Regions from separate parts of the Homo sapiens genome. Here regions 2 and 3 are each linked to region 1. A link is a contact called in ENCODE Hi-C or POLR2A ChIA-PET data. All regions are on one chromosome and are shown on one strand. Each heading gives the region's core, a stretch centred on a gene start or an enhancer-like site at or near the end of the contact. The rest is flanking DNA. Distances are from core to core; before and after follow the strand shown.

What was found. A loop is a pair of places that touch in the nucleus more often than their neighbours do. ChIA-PET counts read pairs that join two places held with the same protein, here RNA polymerase II (POLR2A). Pooled maps may share reads with other maps.
Region 2: a pooled map shows a loop between it and region 1 (4-fold over the local background). The contact joins the enhancer-like site here to the promoter of NFU1 in region 1. A Hi-C loop is called at or near these places in 6 of 50 pooled maps. POLR2A ChIA-PET finds 5 or more read pairs at or near these places in 2 of 52 experiments (Caco-2 and naive thymus-derived CD8-positive, alpha-beta T cell).
Region 3: a loop to region 1 is called in a map of sigmoid colon, with 6 times the contacts of the local background. The contact joins the promoter of MXD1 here to the promoter of NFU1 in region 1. A Hi-C loop is called at or near these places in 1 of 168 maps with a recorded cell type or tissue (sigmoid colon) and 9 of 50 pooled maps. POLR2A ChIA-PET finds 5 or more read pairs at or near these places in 7 of 52 experiments (CD4-positive, alpha-beta T cell, CD4-positive, alpha-beta memory T cell, HEK293 and 3 more).

The regions. Positions count from the first base shown.
Region 1 is chr2:69,435,993-69,438,692 of GRCh38, reverse strand. NFU1 (NFU1 iron-sulfur cluster scaffold) reads left to right here and starts at 1,258. Exons shown (of 8, transcript NM_001002755.4): 1 at 1,258-1,332. The coding sequence starts at 1,271. RefSeq lists an enhancer at 1,253-1,402.
Region 2 is chr2:69,773,804-69,776,503 of GRCh38, reverse strand. All of the region lies in intron 1 of ANXA4 (annexin A4), which reads right to left. Among named protein-coding and RNA genes, the nearest start is that of SMANTIS, 24 kb to the left of the region's middle. Within about 2 kb of position 1,388, at least 6 of the 41 ENCODE cell types and tissues checked have a DNase peak (open chromatin) inside an H3K27ac peak, as active enhancers do.
Region 3 is chr2:69,913,674-69,916,543 of GRCh38, reverse strand. MXD1 (MAX dimerization protein 1) reads right to left here and starts at 1,435. Exons shown (of 6, transcript NM_002357.4): 1 at 1,141-1,435; 2 at 324-423. The coding sequence starts at 1,213. RefSeq lists a silencer at 832-1,061 and enhancers at 1,712-1,911, 2,012-2,121, 1,604-2,209, 2,222-2,271.

The sequences.
Region 1 (2,700 bases), core at 9-2,508:
GGGTGTGGCCTCAACCTGTTCAACAACAGGTGTGCTGTTTCCATTCTGGAAACCAGTCCTCTGTCTTCCAGAACAGTGATTCTCAAATTTTAGCTGGCATCAGAATCCTGGGAAGGGTTTGTTAAAACACTACTAGGCAGGGTGAGGTAACCTAAGAGCTTTTGGAGGCCCAGGTGAGAGGGATCACTTGAGGCCAGCAGAGTTCAAGAGCAGCCCAGGCAACACAGGGAGACCTCTTCTCTACAAAAATACTACTACTACTACTGCTAATAAAAGCCAGGCACCGTGGCTCACACCTGTAATCCCAGTGCTTTGGGAGGCTGAGGCTGGAGGATGAATCACTTGAGCCCAGGAGTTGGTTTTGGTGAGCTATGATCGCACTCCTGCTCTCCAGCCTGGGCAACAGAGATAGACCCTGTCTCTGGAAAAAGAAAAAAAAAAAAAGCAAGTAACAAAGATTTCTAGTCCCCACCTACAGAGATTGTGCCTCAGTAAGTATAAAGTGGGGCCCAGGATTTCTAACATGTTCTAACGTGCATTTCTAACGTGTTCTCCTGCTTTTTTTTGGCCCCTAGTCCGCACTTTGAGAACCGTTGTCCTAGAGAAAACGGAATACTCCAGGAAGGTTCTGGAAGAATAGGTAATGGGCTTTGGCACTCTGCCCTGGAAACTAGTCAAGTCTCATGTTAATCGGAGAAGGGCAGCACTGTACCAGATACATCCTCTGTGCGGGTTGGTCCAAGATGACCAAGTGGCAGCTGACAAGCACAGCTATGAGGAAGGGTTAGACACAGTTCCACATCAGACCCATGGGAAAAGGGCAGGAGAAATGCGAGAACCTTTTAGAAGGAATGCTCCAGGGAGTCTTTGGGGGCAGTCACTGAGCTGGGCCTGGAGGCTGAGTAGGGTCCTAGAGGAGGGAATGGGTCAGGTTTAGGGGCTGGAAACAGCATTCGCAAGGCAGCACCAGCACCAGCTAAAAACCTAGCCAACAGGGAAAACAAAGTACGGAAACACGCATGCGTTCACAGTGCTGCGTGAATTAACCAAGCGTTGGCGCAAACGGGAAAGGTTCCCCGGCCTCTCTTGGTCAGGGTGACGCAGTAGCCTGCAAACCTCGGCGCGTAGGCCACCGCACTTATCCGCAGCAGGACCGCCCGCAGCCGGTAGGGTGGGCTCTTCCCAGTGCCCGCCCAGCTACCGGCCAGCCTGCGGCTGCGCAGATCTTTCGTGGTTCTGTCAGGGAGACCCTTAGGCACTCCGGACTAAGATGGCGGCGACGGCCAGGCGGGGCTGGGGAGCTGCGGCTGTTGCCGCCGGGCTGCGCAGGCGGTAGGTGACGAGCCTGGAGCTCCGAATAGGTGTGCCGCTGGGCTTAGCCAGCGGAGCGGTCGCCGCCTTGCAGACCCTCTCTCGAGGCGGGTGGGTAGTGCATCTGATGGAGCCGGCGGGTCCGCCCTGTCGCCGTAGTTGGGGGTGAGCCCTGAGGCTGTCTGTGCGGGAGCTCGGCGCTTCTGTGGCCTAATCCGGGCGGACTCTCTGGAGCTTCCTCTCAGGCTCAGAGACCCAGTTCTTGAGTCTCTGCGGTACGGAAGCTTGTAGAGACTGGCTGTAGAGCCAGAACGGAGGAGCTGTTTTAAAATCGTGTGCCTCTCCCGCCCCCAGGCCCTCTACCGGGTGCATTCCCTCCTCTTCTAAACGCAGAATCAGAATGTCACACAGAAGGGAAGAAAATACCTTGTCTCGTTTCCTCATTTTCCCAGTAAGGCCCTGAAAGAGGAGGTGACATGTCCAAGGTTACACAGTTTCTAAGTGATGGAATTCCGACGAGAACCAGGACCCCTAGATTCCCTGCACCCACCACCATTAAGCCCACTCTGTTCCCTTGTTTTTTCCGCCTCCCTGAGCCCTACCTTTGAGTTTCACCTTTCAAAGACTTCTGTGAACATTGCTAAGAGGACATTTATGTAGGTGTACCTTAATTTTACGTCTGGAGAAAATGGCCTACGGAGAGTTTGCCCTCTAGAGTATTAGACATTGTAGTGTTAATGGTGCTCTTGAAGTTTAAATGTATATCCTAAAAAGATTTAAGTTGGTAGAATTTTTTGTTAGTTACCTCCTGTGTTTGAGTAGATGTCTTCCTTGAATAATGTAATCCACTCTTACTTTAAAAAAACAAGACTTTAAACCTGTATGTTGGAATGTGCTTCCTCTTTATTCATTCTGCTGCCTTTTCCCTGGGCTGAAGGGACGAGAATATTATTCTTCTAGTGCATTTCCAAATTCCAGAGTATTCACAGATTTAGATACTGAGCTATAGAAAAAGGCATTTTTACCCCAAACCTTGAACTGCACTCAATTAGTAATTATTGGGCACCAATTAAATAATGGTAGCAGCTGCCATTTATTGAGCACTTACTGCATGGCCTGGCACTGGTTTAAGCACTTTACATGGATTCTCTGGATTATTTATGAGGTAGCTGTGAAACTAATCTCATTGTAGAGATGAAGAACTGAGGCCATTGTGCTAGCAGCTAGAAATGAAGATAGTTTCTCCCCTTAATGAGTATGCAGTCTAGCAAGAAAAATATATTAACAAATAATGACAGTCATGAGTGCTGTAATAGATTCATGTAATTTAAAGTGGTGTGCCGGGCGTGGTGGCTCACGCCTGTAATCCCAGCACTTTGAGAGGTCAAG
Region 2 (2,700 bases), core at 139-2,638, 340 kb before region 1:
CATCTGGTGCTAGAAGTGAAAAAGTGTTAAAGTATAAGGAAAAATAGTTTGTTTTCCTATACAATTGGTGTCAGAAGTGGGATTTGCTAGAATGGCCCTGGCTTGCAGAAATATGTGGTTTGGGAAGAGAAAGAACAAAAGGGTTGGGGATGAGAAACTTTGATTCCTGGGTGGCCACATGGTCATGAGATAGGCAGGCTGGTGGGTTCCCTATTTTTAAATGGTCTGGGCCAGGCATGGTGGCTCACGCCTGTAATTCCAGCACTTTGGGAGGCTGAGGTGGGTAGATCACCTGAGGTCAGGAGTTTGAGATCAGCCTGGCCAACATGGTGAAACCCTATCTCTAATAAAAATATAAAAATTAAGCTGGGCATGGTGGTGAGTGCCTGTAATCCCAGCTACTCAGGAGGCTGAGGCAGGAGAATCATGTGAACCCCCAGAAGTGGAGGCTGCAGTGAACCAAGATTGCACCACTGCACTCCAGCCTGGGCAACAGAGTGAGACTCTGTCTCAATAAATAAATAAATAAATAAATAAATAAAATAAAAATAAATAAAATGGCCTGGAAGAAAATGATAGAAGCCATTCACTCAAGCTTTAACTTATCTAACTCTCAGCCAATTAATAACAAAAGACCCAAGAAGCTTATTAACCACGAGTTCCTATTTCAGGGGGCTGGGGACTTCCCTGGAGCCCTGCATGCATAGCTAGACTTAAAGTCCAACCTACAGTTACCCTTCCTCATTTTAAGGCTAAAAATGCATGGGGTGGAGATTTAAAATACTAATGTTGCATATGATGCATGAAGAAGCATGAGTGCTAGAAAAGCCTCTCCTATACATGCTCTGATGTAACCCTTTCCCATGGAAAGACCCTATAAAACTAACCCACACACTATCCTCCGATAGCAGTCTGTTTCTTTTCCTTTCTCAGCACTGGCTCCCTTGTGCATGAGCCAAAACAAACTTTCTCTTTGCTGCTATGTATGGTGATTGCTCTTGATTTCTATCCTGGGTGATTACAAGAACCCATGGCATTGGTAACAGCCACTCATGGTACGGAGTAGCATACCATGCTGAGATCTGTTAGTAAAGGTAAAAGCTACCCCAAGGTGTTGGCTCACTGGAAGCATAAGGAAATGCAAACTAATAAGAAAAGGCGATATATTCAGTCCCTTGGTTATTATCTGTAACAGATAAAATAAAATTAAAAGAGAGTGCTGGGTCAGACCAAGCTCAGATTTCAGTGAGTCTGCGCTCTAGCCAGTAACTGCAAAGCCACCCACCAATGGCAAAATCATGCTGAGATTAGACAATATCACTAAGAACTCTGGTAACCAAGAAGGCAGTTTATGTGGGGTGGAAGGCAAACCATGAAACGATTGAAACCACAGGGTATAGTGTGAAGAAGTTATTTCATTTTGTAGATCAGTATCATAAACTTCCTGAAGAACCTTTATTCAAATGGGTTGTGTGAGTAACTAAGTGAGTGACAGTGTCTTAGGTTTCGAACACTGCAGAGTATTCAAAATGCTAGCATTCATGTTTGGGTTGATGCAGGACCCACAGCTCTCTATGGAGCAATCGCAGATGTTTCAGGTGGTCCAGACACATAGGAGGTTATTCCTGAGAGAACATCCAGCCTGGTGGACTGGACAAAAGCCACACTAAGGTCTGTTTACCCTGAGAAGGGGGACTGTTCCTCTCCCCTTATAAATGCCAAGTAGAATACCCCTGATGAAGCAGCTGATGTGCTTCATATGCAAACCACAGAGGACTGGCTTGATGATCATCGGGGTATTTGTCTGCTGAATATGCCTGTTACCCAGGTCATGGTAAACGCTGTGATTAAGGGGGCTCCTTTTGGCTGGACGCGGTGGCTCACGCCTGTAATCTCTGCACTTTGGGAGGCCGAGGTGGGTGGACTACCTGAGGTCAGGAGTTTGAGACCAGCCTGGCCAACCTGATGAAACCCCGTCTCTACTAAATATACAAACAATTAGTCAGGCATGGTGGCGGGTGCCTGTAATCCCAGCTACTCGGAAGGCTGAGGCAGAAGAATCACTTGAACCTGGGAGGCGGAGGTTGCAGTGAGCTGAGATTGCGCCACTGCTCTCCAACCTGGGCAACAAGAGCGAAACTCTGTCTCAAAAAAAAAAAAAAAGGGGGGGGGGGGGCTCCTTTTACATAAACACCTCATATAACCTTACTGCTGCAAAACCAAGGGAGTCTTATTGAATTTTCTCTCTCAGTTTCCCCTTATGGGTCTTACAGATGCTAATAAAAACATGAGGTTAGTTAAGAGAAGAATGGAGAAAGGCACAGAGAGTCACGGACTAGTCTTAGCAGGGTGGAAATTTTTAAATGGTTATTAACACATAGGGCAGGGTGAGATGGCTCACGCCTGTAATCCCAGCATTGTGGGAGGCAGGGGCGGGCAGATCACCTGAGGTCAGGAGTTCGAGACCAGCCTGGCCAACACGGTGAAACCCTGCCTCTACTAAAAATAGCAAAATTAGCCTGGCATGCCTGTAATCCCAGCTACTAGGGAGGCTGAGGTACAAGAATTGCTTGAGGACGGGCGCGGTGACTCATGCCTGTAATCCCAGCACTTTGGGAGGCCGAGGCAGGCGAATCACGAGGTCAGGAGTTCAAGACCAGCCTGACCAATATGGTGAAACCCCGTCTCTACTAAAAATAC
Region 3 (2,870 bases), core at 186-2,685, 480 kb before region 1:
TCTGAAGGGAAAATACTGTCACCATTGCTAATCTCACTTGAAGCTTCCACAGATTTTTTTGTTCCAAAAGGGAAGAAAAGTGAAATTAAATTTTGAATAAAGTTCATAAAGAAATGTAAAACATTTCTATTTTTCTTTTCAGTTCCCTCAACCCAAACAGAAACAGCTTCCTGCAATGGCTTAAGTCCATGTGTACATTACTGAATCATGACGGCCACAATGTAATTTTATAGGGTTATAATCACAACAGAAAACTTACATTCAGCAGTTTGTGTCACCTACAATATAATCTAAAAGACAGAAAGAAGTATTTACCAAATTACCTGCTACTGCTGTTATTCTTTTTGGATTTGTTCCTCCGTTTTAAGGCATCTCTGTCCTTGTTATTGTATGGTAACATGGAGGCATAACCATGTTCAGCTTCTAGAAAACAGGAGGATCCAGTTAATGAATGGGCCCAGAATATTTAATGCTCTCTCCTCTCTACAGTATTTCCTTTTTCCTTTATTTATCTTTAAAAGAATATTGTGGAAATAATTAAATGGAGTAAGGTGGAATTCTGAGAACAATGATTTAAAAAAAAATTGTGTGAATATCGTCAATTCGGAGCAGGTGTAAGGAGGATTCCAGCTGCTCATTGTTGAGAAAGACACAGTAGTGGCTAGGCTCACGCAGCCTGGGTTTCCCACTGGCTACATCCAGCAGGTTGGTGCGGGTTAAGTGGAACCAGCTCAGGCGAAGGTGCGGGGCAAGCACCGTGAGCCGGGGACCGGGAGGCGCTGCTCCTCTGCCCAGGAGACTGGGGCGCCGGGCCCACCTGGGGGCCGGCCGGGACCAGCCCGGGTGAGGTAAACCAGGGAGGCTATCGGAGGGGGCCCCGGCCACCCACTCGTGAAGGGCTGGGGAAGGGGCGGCGTTCGGGACCCCGGCGGGCGGCAGCCCCTTCTCCACCCCATTCATTGCTTTGGGGCAGCGGCGGCTTCCCTTCGGACCGCGCGTGGGGAGAGCCAGAGGGGTTGGGAGCGCTCGCGGTCTCCCCGCCTCCAACCACCCCCGGAGCGGCTGGGCGCCCGGACCTGAGGCCGGCCCCACAGGACCCCCGGCCTCGTTTCGAGTGGACCCCTCCCCGTCCCCGTGCACCTCTCTCCCGCCGCTCCAGATAGTCGGCCGCCTCCAGCAGCATCTGGATGTTCATCCGAACCGCCGCCGCCATTCTGCACCGGGGGCCGGAGCCACGGGACCAACCCCCACTGCCCACGGGCTCGCTGCCGCCGCCGGACCGCTGTGGAGCCCGCTATGGAGCCCGCTGTGGAGCCCGCTGTGGACCCCGCGGAGCAGGGCTGAGGGAGCCTCTCTGGCAACCACGCTCGACAAGAGAGGGAGGGGGCCAGTGAGCTGGGCACCGCCGACACAGTGACAGAACCCGGAGCAGAGCAGCAGCCGCCACCGCCGCGGAGTGTTTATCCCCGACTCACCATCTCCCCGCCCCCAGCCCCTTCTCTTGACAGGCCAGCTTCGGCCGCGTTCCTCATTGGGCCCCCCAAAGAATGCCCCGCCCCTACACTTGTGCGATTGGGAGAGGGCTTCAGGGCTCCACCCCGCAAAGTCCGCTCCTCTCGCTGGTTGGTCACACTTGACAAGGCCCGGGCTCCACCCCCTCTTTCCAACTGGTGACAGGATTCGCAACTCCGCCTCGTGCTCCTTCCTTGTTTCCCATTGGTTCTATACCAACAACCCGGGCCCCCTTTTGCTTTGTTAGTATTGGCCAAGAGCTGCAGAAGGCAAGCACCTCGCCGGTCTCCCATTGGTGAAGCCTTCGGAAACCTCCCAGCTACGATGATGTCACCTTTCTCCAGGCCAGGCGAGCCCTAAGTGGCTGATGGTCAGCAGCCTGGCTGCTCCTCACCGGGTCTGGCATTGGCTGGGAGGGCCGGTCCGGCGCTGGGCGGCGCTGATTCACCAGCCGCTGCGGAGCTCTGCTCCACCCGGCCTTGCCTCGGACCTGTTGCCAAGACCTGTCCCCGGGGAAAACTTCCGGGGACCTGCCAGGCGTCCATCGAATGGAAGGCTGGCACCTCGTGTCGCCTGGGCGCTCTGCCCCGCTTGGGTTCGGGGCCGGAGCCCTCGGTCTGGTGGCCGCGGCCCTGGAGGTTCTGGGCTTCGCGGAACTCGGGCTGGCGAGGGCCCAGCCTCGAATCCTCCCGAAGAGCGGTGCAGGCTAGTGGCCGGTGAGCCGGGAGCTAGGGCAGGCGCCACGTGGCTGCTGCGGGGCTTGAGAAGAAAAGCCGGCCGTTGTTAAATGCTCGCCGCTCGGCGTTTTTTCTGCCCTCAAGAAAGAGCTGGAATCGGGCTGCAGTATACAGCATTGAGCTCATGCGCCTTTTCCGCACCCCCCTCCACCCCCGGGAAGTGATGGAATAATTAATTACTTTCACGCGAGCGGCTTTTTAAAGCTCAGAGACTTCCTGAACCTACAGAATGGCATTAAACCCTAAGATTCTTTGCTTAAATCTCTTTTGGGGTTTTCCCCTCCCTTTTAATTCTAGATGAAAACACTCACAAGATTATTGTTTTTGTTTGTTTGTTTTGAAAGGGAGTTTTGCTCTTGTCGCCCAGGCTGGAGTGCAATGGCGCGATCTCGGCTCACTGCAACCTCCTTCTCCCGGGTTCAAGCGATTCTCCTGCCTCAACCTTCTGAGTAGCTGGGATTACAGGTGCCCACCACCACGCCCGGCTAATTTTTGTATTTTTAGTAGAGACGGGGTTTCACCATGTTGGCCAGGCTGGTCTCGAACTCTTGACCTCAGGTGATCCACCCACCTCAGCCTCCCAAAGTGCTGGGATTACAGGCGTGAGCCACCGCACCCGGC